Regions from separate parts of the Mus musculus genome. Here region 1 is linked to region 2. A link is a contact called in ENCODE Hi-C or POLR2A ChIA-PET data. All regions are on one chromosome and are shown on one strand. Each heading gives the region's core, a stretch centred on a gene start or an enhancer-like site at or near the end of the contact. The rest is flanking DNA. Distances are from core to core; before and after follow the strand shown.

What was found. A loop is a pair of places that touch in the nucleus more often than their neighbours do. ChIA-PET counts read pairs that join two places held with the same protein, here RNA polymerase II (POLR2A).
Region 1: a loop to region 2 is called in a map of T-helper 2 cell, with 2.2 times the contacts of the local background. The contact joins the enhancer-like site here to the promoter of Zfand2b in region 2. A Hi-C loop is called at or near these places in 1 of 37 maps with a recorded cell type or tissue (T-helper 2 cell). POLR2A ChIA-PET finds 5 or more read pairs at or near these places in 3 of 5 experiments (Patski and embryonic stem cell).

Annotation. Positions count from the first base shown.
Region 1 is chr1:75,247,625-75,255,052 of GRCm38, forward strand. Ptprn (protein tyrosine phosphatase, receptor type, N) reads right to left here. Exons shown (of 23, transcript NM_008985.3): 11 at 7,155-7,234; 12 at 6,961-7,025; 13 at 6,299-6,517; 14 at 5,636-5,836; 15 at 5,388-5,535; 16 at 5,147-5,220; 17 at 4,844-4,921; 18 at 4,632-4,751; 19 at 4,127-4,293; 20 at 1,102-1,155; 21 at 478-542; 22 at 213-286. Among named protein-coding and RNA genes, the nearest start is that of Ptprn, 13 kb to the right of the region's middle. Within about 2 kb of position 4,146, at least 2 of the 3 ENCODE cell types and tissues checked have a DNase peak (open chromatin) inside an H3K27ac peak, as active enhancers do.
Region 2 is chr1:75,166,136-75,173,249 of GRCm38, forward strand. Zfand2b (zinc finger, AN1 type domain 2B) reads left to right here and starts at 2,511. Exons shown (of 10, transcript NM_001159905.1): 1 at 2,511-2,572; 2 at 2,696-2,771; 3 at 3,050-3,144; 4 at 3,365-3,496; 5 at 3,630-3,781; 6 at 4,232-4,324; 7 at 4,404-4,464; 8 at 4,551-4,618; 9 at 4,841-4,913; 10 at 5,101-5,491. The coding sequence starts at 2,717. The coding sequence ends at 5,145. Abcb6 (ATP-binding cassette, sub-family B (MDR/TAP), member 6) reads right to left here. Exons shown (of 19, transcript NM_023732.3): 15 at 6,656-6,830; 16 at 6,420-6,532; 17 at 6,131-6,225; 18 at 5,979-6,047; 19 at 5,505-5,853. The coding sequence ends at 5,745.

The DNA.
Region 1 (7,428 bases), core at 2,896-5,395, 83 kb after region 2:
GCAAGGCCAGTGGCAGAAGGGTCAGGGGAAGCCTAGCCTCTGCCTCCGCCCCAGGGGACATTGCAGGAGTGGAGGGTGCTAGGCATCTGGAAAGAGGGGAGTCTTCCTGAGGGGTGGGGGAGGGGCAGGCTGCTGCTGGTTTCTTCATGGTGGCCATGAAGAGAGTGCTTGGAAAGGGAATCAAGTGGGGACCGGCAGGGAGCCACTGTCACCTTAGAACGGACAAGTCCAGGCCGCTGGTCACGGACATGCTCCAGGGTGGCAGCAATATCAATCTCCTTCACTCCTGGGGAATAGGGGTGGGGTAAGGGCTGCTTAAGGGGGCATCCAGAGGGGAACGTGCCCCGTACCTCCTGGGCATCCTCTGCAAAGGTTGGAGAGGGGTCCACATGCTCCCCAGGGGGTTCTCAGGCCTATTGCGTGCTGGGGGTCCAGGAGGGACCAGGGCTTGTGGGTCCTGTGGGGACACGACCTTACCTTTGGCCATGCGATTCAGGACCATGTCAATAAGGATGTAGGTGCCTGTCCTCCCTGCACCGTCACTGCAGTAGGAGATGGTGACAGACAGGCTTAGTTAGCCCTGACAAGGCCAGAAGGGAGCAGGCATGGGAGTAGGGGTGGGGACATTGGCTGATTATTCCAGCTGGCCCGAGAAGAATGTGAGTGAGTCATGGGTGAGACAACAGAGGCAGGTCTGAGAGCCCTGGCATGTCCCCAGGCAGGGGGACAACTAGAAAGGACAGCCATGGCTCTGTCTTCACTGGAGGCAGCAGGACAGGGTGGGAATGGCCCTCTACAGACTGGGGTCTGTAGCTTTGGTCAGAGTAAATATTTCCAGCGCTGTGAGCTGACATTCTTCCGGGCGTGTGCCTGTGCATGTGTGTGTGTGTGTGTGTGTGTGTGTGTGTGCATGTGTGTGTCTATTTTTAACTCATTAAAGACAGGATGTGCCAGATTTGTTTCCTGTGTGTTGCTCACCAACATCAAGAGGCAGAGAGGTTTTGTGCTCACAGTTTGTGCTCAAGGAAAAGGACCAGAGGGAAGGACAGAATGAGGGAGGCCCCAGCCCAGGGCCTGCCTCTGTGGCAGGTCCTTACCCACCTGCAGTGCACTATGATGGGGCAGGAGCGGCCTCTGTAGCACTTGTTCACTTTCCTGAAAGGAGAGCTGAGTGTGAAGGCCAGGGACCACCAGCCAGAAAGAACATCAGTCACACAGCAGAGTGTGACCGCACACTGGCTTGCTTGCTTTTCTTTCTCTTTCTTTCTCTCTTTCTCTCTCTCTTTCTTTCTTTCTTTCTTTCTTTCTTTCTTTCTTTCTTTCTTTCTTTCTTTCTCTCTCTCTCTCTCTCTCTCTCTCTCTCTCTCTCTCTCTCTCTCTCTCTCTCTCTTTCTTTTTTCTCTCTTTCTTCCTTTCTGGTTTTTCAAGACAGGGTTTCTCTGTGTAGCCCTGGCTGTCCTGGAACTCACTCTGTAGACCAGGCTGGCCTCGAACTCAGAAATCCGCCTGCCTCTACCTCCCAAGTGCTGGGATTAAAGGCATGCACCACTGCCTGGCTGCACGGCTGGCTTTCTTATTCTCCCACCTTGTGGCAAGCACAGAGCAGTAAGAGAGCTGGAGAGAAGGTTCAGGGCCGGTGGCAAAGGACCACAGTTGATGTGGGTGGCACTGAGCTTGATCTGTCACTTGGGAGCCACATGCCCAAGTGGTTAACCAAAATAACGGATTTAACTTCTTGGTCCCCATACCCGTGAAATGGGAGATGATAAAGGGACCCTTTGTTAGGATTCTTATGAAGTGCCATGAGATAACATAAAGAGCCTGCATGTCACAGGCGTTCTCCATGAGTGGTAGTAAGGATGGATAAGAGGCAGTGGCTCTGACCTCATCCAAGGCATTCTGGTAACACCCAGGCCGCCTAGTCTACCACCATAGAGTCAGGCCTTTTCTACTCAGGCCCTTGGTCCACACCAGCCCTGATATCAGGTCACCAAAATGCATTCATCAGCAACAATTACTTAGTTCTAGCTGTCATATGCCAGCTGAATTTATGTAATTCTGCTGTAAGACCCAGCAATTGTTTAGCTTACTTGTGTGGCCTTAAAAAAAAAAAATCCATGCAGTGACCCTACAGTGACTCTACCAGGGGCAAGGACCCTACAGTGACTCTATAAGGGACAGTGACCCTACAGTGACTCTATCAGGGGCTTTGCTAGTACTTTTCCTTTTTTATAGATTTGGGGTCAAGCCAAGGCTTCATCCATATTATCACCAAAATGTTTACTTAAGTGGGGAAGAATTGAGAGGAGTAAAGGCAGGGGAAACTGTAGTCAAGATAAATTATAAAATAATCCAGTTTCAATAAAAGGGAGGGGAGAATTTCACACACACACACACACACACACACACACACACACCACATATGAAGAGGGGCTGAAGAAATGACTCAGCGGTTAAGAGCACTGACTGCTCTTCCAGAGGTCTTTGAGTTCAACTCCCAGCAACCACATGGTGGCTCACAACCATCTGTAATGGGGTCTGATACCCTCTTCTGATGTGTCTGAAGAGAACGACAGTGTACTCAAATCTTTAAAACTTTTACTTTAAAAATATTAACATTATTACTTATTATTCAGTAGTAAGGACTGAACCCAGGGTCTTGTGAAAGTTTTCAACCACTGAGTTACGTCCCCAGCCCCTTTTCACTATTTATTGGACAGGGCCTAACTAAGCTGTTCAGATTGGCCTTGAACTTGCAGATCTCCTGCCTCAGCCTCCTGCACAGCTGGAGTTACAGGTGCGTGCCATCTCTGCTGACATTTTTAAATGTGGGTGGAAACATGGAAATAATTTAATACTCTGACATCACTTTCAAAATGTGCCTCAGGTTGCACGATAGTCAGAAATCAGTCATCCTGGAGTTCAGAAACTACCAAGGTCCCCACCTCAACTCTTGCCCCTCTGCCTGGCACTGGAGATCCAGGCCAACTTGGCACAAGTCAGAGGAACAGATGGTTTCAGTATAGAGGCTTCCCTGCCACCTGTGTGTGAATGGCAAGGGATGCTGGGTGTTGTGTTACAGCAGGCTACTCCCTCTGCTAGTGTTTGCTTCAGCACCCTCCCCCTCCCCCTCCAAACTCCCTGCAGGGTAATCTTGGTCTCTTTCTACATTCCTGCCCCAGTTCTCGGAGCAGCCCTCAGGCTAGTCCCTTCTTGACCAGCCCGCCTGCCTGTTCCATCCATGGGGTTGCCACACCTGCCAATGACCACTTAGGTGGCTGTTCAACTGAAGTGAGACTATCAGCAGAGATCACAAAAATAAATAAATGATGCTGGCAGCCATGAGACTGAGGGGGAGAGGGAGAGACAGAAGGGAGAGGTGCAGAGGGAGAAATGAAGACAGAAAGGGGGGGCGGGGAGAGTGATGGAGATGCAGAGAAGAGGGAAAGGAAGGGGAAGAAAGAGCACTTGGGAGGCAGAGGCAGGTGGATTTCTGAGTTCCTAGACAGACTGGTCTACAGAGTGAGTTCCTGGACAGCCAGGGCTATCAGGACTATATAGAGAAACCCTGTCTTGTAAAACCAAAAAAAAAAAAAAAAAAAAAAAAAAGAAAAAAAGAAAAAAGAGAGAAAGAAAGAAAAAGGAAAGAAAAAAAAAAAAAGAAAAAGAGAAATAAGAAATAGAGGCAGAAAGACAGTAAGAAAGATGAGGATGGAAGCTAGAAGCTGGACAGGAGAGAGTGAAAGAGCAAGCCAGCACAGAGCTGAGGCCCAGAAGGGCAAGGCAGGAGGCAAAGCAGGGCCCCTGCAGGAGAGGAGCCCCTGCAGGAGAGGAGAGGGGAACCCCCGCCTCCAGGGACACACACACACACACACACACACACACACACACACACACACACACACACACACATTGGCTCCAGGCCAGCTAAGGAGCCAGATGGTGAAATGGCGGAGTGAGAATGCGGGTGTGAGAAAGGGCACCAGGGTAGGGTAGGACGGCCAAACTGTCAGTACTGGTTTGGGGATGGGAGGCTGGTGGTAGGGACAGAGATCAAGGGCGAGGCTCCAGGCCAGACCTTGTCCCCCAGTAAGAGCTCATGGGTGGCAGCTGGCAGCTTGCTCACCTGCGGAAGTCCAGCAGCGGCCGGGTGGAGGCCGGAGTGCCCTCTGCCGGCCAGCTGAGGAAGTGGAACTGAGTGAGCGTGCGCGTCTCCTGGGTCTGCAGGTTCTTAAGGTAGAAGCTCCGCACCAGGAAGTCCTCGCACCAGATGTGCTCCGACACCAGGTTCACCTGTCAGATATCGGGCACGGTCTGAGCACAGGTGCGCACGCGCTCCGCTCCAGTCCTCACCCTCCTGCTCCCCAAGCAGTGCAAATGTTAAATATTTCGGGAGGTTAAAGGCGGTAATTTCAGTCTTTGGATATTTATTTTCCCTGTCTTACATACGCATGGCTCAGAGTCCCTACAAATGCTTTTTGGTGCTAGACAGAATATACAAGCTTTCATGTATGTATGTATGTATGTATGTATGTATGTATGATGTGTGTGTATGCATGCATGAACCTATACATATACACATTCATATTTTAAAATGTCACCATTTACCCCTTACTGTTGGGTACTCTGACCTCATAGACGTGGTAGAGGGAAGATCCTTCATCCGGCCAGTAGCGGTCACACTGTTTGACACCGTCCTCCACCAACGGGGTCAGCATAACGATGACAGTGCAGCCACTCTCCCACACCATCTAAGGACAGAGATCCAGGTAAGCGGCCCTCTACGTTCCCTGGCTCTGGCAGGCTTCAGGGGCCTCAGGAAAACCCCTCTCCAAGCGTGCACCTGCCAGAAGTCCGCGATGGTGTGGGACAGTGGTCCCTGTGTGGCTATGTAGGCCGGCATCCGAGGGTCATGCTCGATCTAAGGGCAGAGAGGATATGTCATGAGCCAGAATGAGAAGGGCCAGCTTGGAGTGAGGCTTGGTCAAGAGTGGGCCAGGGTGTGGGGGAGGCTGAGATGCCTAAGTTCGAGGACATGGGCTCTACAGTTTCAGGGCTTGGCTGGAGTAAGAGATGACTACGGGGGATGGAATAAAGAGGAGCAGTGCTGATGGGCAGAATCAGTGTGGGAATCGGAGCTGCTCACGATGGGGCTGGCGTTGATGTAATCACTCCGAGAAGGGCTGCTCTCCACTTTCAGCTTGATTCGGGCATGGTCATCTGCACAGAACTCACAAATGACCTTCTGGCCCCAGGACTCTGCCACCCAGCCCGAACCAGGAGCCCCACTCCTCCCCATCCCCTACTCCCCACCCTCCACCTCCCACCCCCAGCCTCGAACTGCTCCTAGCAGAGTGTGGGGCCAAGTTGGCCCACGACTCGCTTACAGGGTAGGAAGTCAGGATGGCGGTTCTTCTTGATGTTGCTCTCATCCTGTGCGGCGGCACAGGTGTTTGGCTCTGCTTGGTAGGCGCACAGAGCCTGCCACTCCTTGGCCAACCGGTCCCGGTTCCGAAGGTGATCCTCCATGTATGCCTGTAGGGGGCACCACAGCCCGGCTCTGGGCCACACTGCCCGTCCTGCCTCTCCTGCTATGCTGTTCCCTCCCCACTTTAGGCCTGGGCCCTTTCCTGACCAGAATCATGTGTCCTGTGGAGATGTCCATGTTGGCCTGGGCGGGCTCCTCGCACCAAGATGGTGTGCTGCTGTGGGAACTGGGGCTGGCCTGGGCCGCGTCGCTGAACTGGGAGGACACACTGCTCACCCTAGAAGGCTCTGGCTGACCCTCCGCCCGGTTAAACAGGGACTTTGTGGCCATGTGCTGGCGACACAGGTCCTGCAGAGGAAGGATTGGGTGAGGGTGGGGGTCCTTAGAATCCCTCTACAAGGTTTCTAAGCCACAGGCTGGAGCTTAGTGGTCCTGCAGGCTTAGCGCTTGCCCAATGTGCGGAGTTCAGTTCCCAGCTCTCCAAACAAACAATGCCTTAGGCTTTGTCTCTGATCAACGGGATGAGTAAGATCTGTCTTTCGCCCTCATTCTTTTCTGCCTTGGTGCATATGACAACCTCAGATACCACAAAGTAGAATCCCAGAATCATATTCCTGGGAGGCATCTCCAGAGCCAACTATTCCCAGCCCATATTCATCTAAAAAGTATGTCCCAACACCCCTTCCAGGACCTTTCCATCCTTTACCCAGACAGGACCTCTCATTCTGCCCACATCCTTACTCCACACAAGACTGGGTCACTCGAGCCCCTTGTAGGTCCTTCCCTCCATGAGCTTCTATAGTTTCACACCTGGTACTCAAAAGTAGTGTCACCATGGGCCCCCTCCGGCCCCAGCGCTGCCAGGCGCTCCTTATCCCGCTGTCTCGAATGATGGCGCATACACAAGGCCACTGCCAAAGCCACTAGCAGCCCAGCGACGCCTGCCAGGGCCACTAGAGTAAGCAGCACTGAGCGCATGGGAGATATGCCATGGGCTTGTCGGGGAAGGACTTCAGCTGCTTCCTCCCTCTGTGGGAACAAAACCAGAATCAGAGGGATGGTTGCGGGGAGACTGGGCCTTGACTCCTACTTAGGCCACCTCTAGGGACAAAGCTGTGACAGGCAGGGGTATGAAGGTAACAGGCAGAAGGGCATACAGCTTCCTTCCAAATCCACAATGGACCAATTCAAGAGCTAGAGACTTTGGGTGATCCCACCAGAAGGATTTCCATAGAAACAGAAAAAAAGATGTCATGAAAAGGATGATATAGCTTTAAGAATGGTCCTTCAGGAAAGCGCCACTGCGCCATCTGTTGGTCAAAATGAGAACTACACAGAGACGGGCTGCATGGGGAAAGAAGGCTGGTGAGCCTAGTGAACTTTCAACCCTTTAAGTTCCTGTTCTTGCCTCCTCTCTTGTGTGCAGAGTCAGACCTACGAGGGCTTTGACAGATTCTACAGTTAGTGCTTACCTGTCCCACCCCTGTCTGCAAAATCTGGAGCCCTGTCTGCGCTTCCAGTTCAGACTTCACCAGCCCTGCAGGAAGGGTGCAAGCCAGGCTCTTTTCAGCCCTATGTGGGCTGGAAATAGTTTAGGGAAGGATCAGCACAGGAATCAAGGCTGGGGTCATGCGGAGCCTGGATTCGAAGACAGGGTGCTATTTACCAGCTTGCTGGGTCACATCTGCCAAAGACAGGTTCTGCTCATTGTGCCGGATTCGGAAGGTGACAGCTGGTCCCACCACACTGCCAAATAGGAAATATGTTACTCCCTTACCCACCGGAGACTCCAGATTCTAAATAAAGAGGCCGGCAAGGCAGATCAGGGATTCCCACGAGTGTGTCTAATGACAGGCAGATTCAGGATGAGGCTAGCAGCAGGCCTACGTGTGGCTCCCCTGCTTTGACAAGTTGGGGGGGGGGTCTCTGACCCCAGAGCT
Region 2 (7,114 bases), core at 1,261-3,760:
ATCAGCAGTGGTACCTTGATCCACTCACAAACACCATTCACAAATCAGCAACAGCAGTTCAATCCAGAAGAAACCCTGAGGCTCTGCAAATTGATCCAAGTCCAAAGAAGTGGCAAGCCAGAATATTATGAGAACGAGAAGTTATCTGGTGCGTTTCTCTCTATGATGTCTCGAAGTCACAACAAGCAATGATCAGCAAAGAAGGCAAGATTAACCAATGCCACAGCACTGTTAGTGAAGATCTGCATCAGCAAAGTCAAAGGAAGACCAGTAAAGAGTGACAAGGCTAACCAATGTCAGAGACCGGTGGATTATACTTCTACTCTTTCCAAATATCCACAAGTCCTCTCAAGTATCCACTCCAGCAAAACATCACATGCCCTTTTTCCAGGCAGTTTCCAGAAAAATACCATGTGTCTGTTCTCAGCAAAACATCCTCTCATAAGACAGCTTCCGGAAAAACATCACACGACACAACTGAGTCTCCAAAGAAGCCAGAAATGTCTACTTCAACCTGGCTTCTGCTTTTGACTTTTTATTAGAAGGCTGAGGATTTAACAGAGGGCCAGAGAAATATAATTTTTTCCAATGAGATATACTATTTACACAAAATTAAACTAAACCACGTAAAATAGGTTTAGACTTTTATTATTCTTTTTCCCAATTTCCTAAGTGTTTGTACATAATCATGTTCGCATGTATGTGGTCAAATGTGTGGGGAGGTGTGGACATGTATTTGTGTGTATTTGCATGTGTGTGGTCACACATGTGGGGAGGTGTGGACATGTATTTGTGTGTATTTGCATGTGTGTGGTCACACATGTGGGGAGGTGTGGACATGTATTTGTGTGTATTTGCATGTGTGTGGTCACATGTGTGGGGAGGTGTGGACATGTATTTGTGTGTATTTGCATGTGTGTGGTCACATGTGTGGGGAGGTGTGGACATGTATTTGTGTGTATTTGCATGTGTGTGGTCACATGTGTGGGGAGGTGTGGACATGTATTTGTGTGTATTTGCATGTGTGTGGTCACATGTGTGGGGAGGTGTGGACATGCATTTGTGTGTACCCTGAGGCTTGTGGCTGATGCTGGGAATCAATCTGGCAGGTTGAGGTTGCTCTTCCTCTTTATTCATTGAGACTAGGCCTCTCAGTCGAACCCAGAGTTTGCTGATATAACACAACCAACAAGCACATGAGTGTGGCAGGCATGTAAGTCGGCAGATGACCCAAGTCAAGGTGTTTGGGTACAGTTAGAGCTGAGAACAGGGCTTCTGCCTGAGGTAGCCAGGAAAGACTGTCTTAATTTCTACCGGTCTTAGAGTGAAAATCAAAGGAAGAGGAGGGGAAAGTTGAGAGGCAGAAACTGGTTTTTTGTTTGTTTGTTTGTTTACTTCACCTGATTACTTGTTTCCACGTCTAGACCTACGGGAAGGTAGAGTGACTACCAATTCCAAGTAGGAGAAGCTGTGTGAGAAGCAAAATGTGCTGAGCCAGGAAGGTCTCAGTCTGTGGTTCCTAAAGGTGTACACCAGTTTAATGACTGCCACTCTTCAAAAAACATTCCAGAACCCCTGAGAATGTGCTAGGCTAGTGTTTTTCAAGTTGAGACATACTAGAAATGTGTTACCATTCCTTCTGGAGCTCCCCTCTGAGTCAGAAGTCCTAGGACCCAGGCATCTGTTTAAAATAGCTATGTAGTGAGTTTCACCTGAGACTGTTGTACTTTAGGTATTATGTGCCAGGCAGGGCCCAGTATGAAACAGGTAGAGCTGATCCTTGACTCTTTGATATATTTTAATTTTATCATTGAAGGGAAGGGTGTGCAGTTCTCTTGGGTTTTTCGTCTTCTCTCCTTTCACTATGGATGTCTCTTTTCACCAGGTAGTCCCCTTTGTGTGGCCGATGCCTCTCTCTCTCTCTCTCTCCCTCCCTCCCTCACCCCCGAGCCTGGGTGTCTCTATGTAGTCTTGGCTGTCCTAGAATTCGATATGTAGACCATGCTGATGTCGAACTCACAAAGATTCACCTGCATCTGCTTTCTGAGTGTTGGGAGTAAAGGCTTGAGACACTGTGCCAGGTTGGTGAACAGCTGATTTCAATGAGGTGACGTGTAAACTGGGATGGAGGGGAGGAGAAGACAGAGCAGGTGTGCTCAGATCATACCGACAAGGGCTAGGGATGTCTTAGAGGGTGAACATCAACACTAAAACCTGGAGAGGAATCTGCACCACTGAGAAACACTGTAACTCCTCACAGAAAAGAGGTAGCCTCGGTCTGGAGAAATGGCTAGAGAAAAGTAAGGTAGTGACGAAGTGAGCAGGCTAAAGGCCGAACTGCTTCCAAACCACCCTTGTCCACCGACACGTCCATCTTTGCCTTCACTGGTTGGTTCTGAAAAAACTCTTCTAAGCTTTACACCCGCTCCCGGGCGTGGCTCAACTCTTCTGGGACTCTCCGCCTGCAATCTACTGTTGCCCGGGATGGACCCGCCCAACGTGATGACGTCAGAGCGCGCGAGCCCTCGGGAGGAGGAGTAGGGGCTGCGGGCCGGCGGACGCTCAGGCTTCGGTAACCTGTGCTGGGCGGGGGAGAGGAAGGGGCGGGGCGGGGAGCCCCCCGGAGTTGCTGTGTTGCGGACGGGGCCCGGAGCGGGAGTCCTTGGCACGCTCAGCTCTCGTTTCTTCCCCGCAGCAGGCCCCGCACGGCCAGGCGATGGAGTTTCCGGACCTCGGGGCTCACTGTTCCGAGCCGAGCTGTCAGCGCTTGGGTGAGGGGCGGAGCACGCGGGAGGCGGGGCCGGACGGCTGGGGCTGGGGACTGCAGGTAGGGCCAGGAGGGTGAGCACTGGAGCTGGAAAGGCCAGGAGGGCGGGGCTCGAAGTTGTGGGCGGAGACTAGGGGCGTGGCCAAATTGATCGTGTACTGTGAAAGAGGTACAGTGTGTTGCAAATAGGGCAGAGTTTTTCCTACCTGAGTAGCAGCTTTGCGCAAGAGGAAAGGACATCTAAGTTTCCTTTGAACCCGCAATCTGACCCATTCTCTGTAGATTTTTTGCCACTCAAGTGCGATGCCTGCTCGGGCATCTTCTGCGCAGACCATGTGGCCTACGCCCAGCATCACTGTGGATCAGCTTACCAAAAGGTGAGGGGGCGATCGTGAGGGTGGCAGGGGTTGGTGTATGGAGAGGAGAGCGGGTGCAGATGCTTTCAGGATCTGTCTATTTTATGTTTTCCCCTCTTAGTTATTGTGTTTCTAAGCCCAGCACTGGGTAACTTTGTTTTTTGTGTATTTGTGAGTGGTATATCCGGGTTCTTTAAGAGATTGCTTGGCTCTCATACTGACTCCTGACCCTTGACTATAGGATATCCAGGTACCTGTGTGCCCTCTCTGTAATGTGCCTGTGCCGGTGGCCAGAGGAGAGCCTCCTGACCGTGCTGTGGGAGAGCACATTGACAGAGACTGTCGTTCTGACCCAGCACAGCAAAAACGCAAGGTAAATAAATAATGGAGGGGTTAGTGAGACAACCCAGCGTAGTATACGGACATCTGCAAACCCAAAAGGCTAGCTCCATGGGGGCCAGAGGAGAAGATGAGTTTCCTAAATAACAAACCCTGTTTCATCTCAGATCTTCACCAATAAGTGTGAACGTTCTGGCTGCCGGCAGCGGGAGATGATGAAACTGACTTGTGATCGCTGTGGCCGAAACTTCTGCATCAAGCACCGTCATCCCCTGGACCATGAATGCTCTGGGGAAGGTCATCAGACCAGCAGGGCAGGGTAATTACCACCAAATAGCCAACTTGCTTTGCTTCAGCCATGTCTTCCTTGACCAAGGCAGTCTTTATGCTTTTTGCTCCATTTTGCTTGCAGTGCTGTGGACTGAAACTAGGCAAGCAAGCACTCTGCCCCTGAGGTACTGCCTTGGCCCTTTTGTTGTTTTGAGAGGTTTCACTTCTTAGCCCAGGCTGGCTTCAAACTTGTGGCAGTCCTCCTGCCTCAGACCCTCCAGTGCTGAAATTACAGCATACATTACTTCCAGCTCCCTTTATTCCTTGGAGACAAGAGTCCACAAAGTTGCCCCGGCTGTCATTGAACTCACTGTGCCCTGTACAATTTTCAGTTTTTCAGTCTGAACTTTCCAGGTAGCTGAAATTACTGACTACCCTCCTGACACCCAAAGCCTGTGCTGGAAGATTTATTAGAATGGTTTTCTTTTCTTCCCTTCAGGCTTGCTGCTATTTCTAGAGCACAAGGTCTGGCTTCTACAAGCACCGCCCCCAGTCCAAGCCGGACCTTGCCTTCATCATCCTCCCCAAGCAGGTAGGCCTACCCATTTCTCCTCTCCCCATTTTAACCCCTTCACACTTCTGACCACAGCCTGTTTTAATGTCTTCCATAGAGCTACACCCCAGCTTCCAACCAGGACAGCCTCTCCTGTTATTGCTTTGCAGAATGGCTTGGTGAGTTGGGGAAAGGTTGGATAGACTGAAGTAATTCTACACAGACTAAAGTCCAGGGAGACTGGTCTTTCTGTCTCCTTTTGCAGAGTGAGGATGAGGCCCTGCAGCGTGCCCTGGAACTGTCCCTTGCGGAGGCTAAACCCCAGGTTCTAAGGTACCTACTCTGAATGAGAACAAGATCTGTTTGGAAGGATGAAGGTGGGACCACACCAACCCACAATAGCTAAAAATTTGATTTCAAAATTAGATGAACCATATATCCCCAAAGGCCATACCAATGGCAGTAATTCTGATAAATACCATGTTGACTATAGAAAGTAAAGATGGAGGTCACACTCTAAAGTACTCAGTACCATGATAAGCTCTTCCTTTCCAGTTCTCAGGAGGAAGACGACTTGGCGTTAGCACAGGCACTGTCAGCCAGTGAGGCAGAATACCAACAGCAGCAGGTAAGAGGACTGTGTGGGCTGGGTCCTGTGTTGGTCCTGCCCAGCTGTGGGTAGTATTGCTGTGGGGTGGGGATCGTCCCTTTGCTTCCTTCCAGTGACTCCAGCTCACCCTGAGCCCTGAAAGGAAGCCTGTCCCCTCTGGTCTTTGACATCACACCATCTCCTCCTTCTCCTCTCCTTGCTCCAGGCGCAGAGTCGTAGCTTGAAGCCGTCCAACTGCAGCCTGTGCTAGGGCCCTGGGCTTGGGGAGAGAGGCTCACCCAAGGACTGTGACCCTCACATCTCCAGGGTCCACAGGGAAAGGAAGCACAGAGAAGCCTGGACAGCAGTGCCAAGCAGGAGTGACGTGGAGGACGCTCCATGGAGCCCGGAGAGGAAGGACACTCATGCAGCTAAGCTAGCTCTGCTGCTGCAGAAGAGGGTGGCCGGGAAGTGCTCTCTGGTTGGGGCCTTGGTAGGTGCTAACCAGACTCAATCCCTACAGCCTTTTTCATCATGTTACTCCCTTTTCCCTGGGGCTGCCACATGTAGCAGACAGGGAGAGGGCCGGGAAGAGTAAAGACTGGCAATCAGTAAGATGTATGAGTGCTGTTTCTTTTTCGGGAATGTTCATTCAGCTCAAGGGGAGAGACCCCTTGCAGTACCCCACACAACCAAACCACAGCCGTCCTTGCGCAGGCCATTTATTTCCTCACGATGCTTTCTGGAAGGTCCCTTTTCCTTACAATAGCTAGCACCAAACTCCTACACCAGGATGAAATGAAGGCAAGAGAGGGGACATATCTTTTTCTCCTGAGTTCGCCTTTGGAAGGAAAGAGGTCCCTTTTATTACTATGCCGTGTCCTGAGGTTTAGATTCTTCAGGGACAGTTTCTTGTCCTTGCTGCTGCAGCTGCCACATCTCGGCATAAACGCCACCTCGGGACAGCAGGGCTTCGTGCCTGGGATGATAAAGCAAGGTTAAGTCCCACTCATTGGTTTCACTTCAATCTCAAGGAGAACAGAGGGTGTGAACAAGAAAGAAACCCTCTGGGAACCTCTGCCCTGTTCATCCTGTGTGGCTCACCTTCCTCTCTCTATGATGCAACCGTCCTTGATGACCAGAATCTGGTCAGCATTGACCACAGTTGAGAGCCTGAGAGATCAGACATCAATTACTTACTACCTGCATCCAAAGTGGTCCACACTGCCAGCCATATCAACCCTGTAGTCCTGTACCTGTGTGCTATGACGATGGTGGTGCGGTTGGTGCAGACTTTGGCCAGAGAGGCCTGGATGGCTCTCTCATTAGATGTATCCAGTGCTGATGTGGCCTAGAGAAAGAGCTTTGGTGAGATGCTCTTGGTACCCAGAGGTTCCAAGGAGGGGAGGATGCAGGCTGCTAGTGGAGGGTAGTTTGGGTTCATGACTCATGTAGGGCTTTGGTAAAGATGGATGTTGTAAGGTAGGGAACTGCTCAGGAAGTAGGCAGCGATGGAAGACTAACAGGCACGCGCTGCGGCCTCACCTCATCCAGCAGAATGATGTCAGGAGCCTTAAGGATGGTGCGGGCGATGGCCACTCGCTGCTTCTCGCCACCACTCAGCTTCAGACCCCGCTCCCCGACCTGTGTCTCATACCCTGTGGATATTAAGTACCTCTCTCATCACATGTAAATAAATTTGTTTTCTGTGGCTAGGTGGGCAAGGAAGAGGTGGAATTTGAGAGTGACAGGGTATCACTGGGTAGGGAGGAAGACCTCACCTTCAGGGAAAGACAAGATGGCATCATGAATGCCTGCAGCCTGAGCAGCAGCCTCTACCTCACTGTCCCCAGCTGTGACACGGCCATAGCGGATATTGTTAGCAATGGTGTCGTTGAAGAGGACAGTGTCCTGGGGCACAACTCCAATGTGAGATCGGAGAGAGATCTGGGTCACCTGAGACCAAAAGACCAAAAATGCCCTGTCCTGTGAGTTCCCTCCAGGCTTCCAGGAAGCACCAGGGATAAGCAGCCGAGGGTAAGATTCTAACCATGGCTCCCACAAATCTTAGCTGGGTGGGCAAGTCACACAACCACTCCAAGTCCTTCCCATTCATGAACAGAAAACATGGCTGCTGCCATGCCTGCTTCACAGAAAAGCAAACCTCACATGGTACTAGATCACTTCCCTGGGTGACTGCTGGTCACATGGCACTAAGGTTCTTAAACACTTGGAGGTGC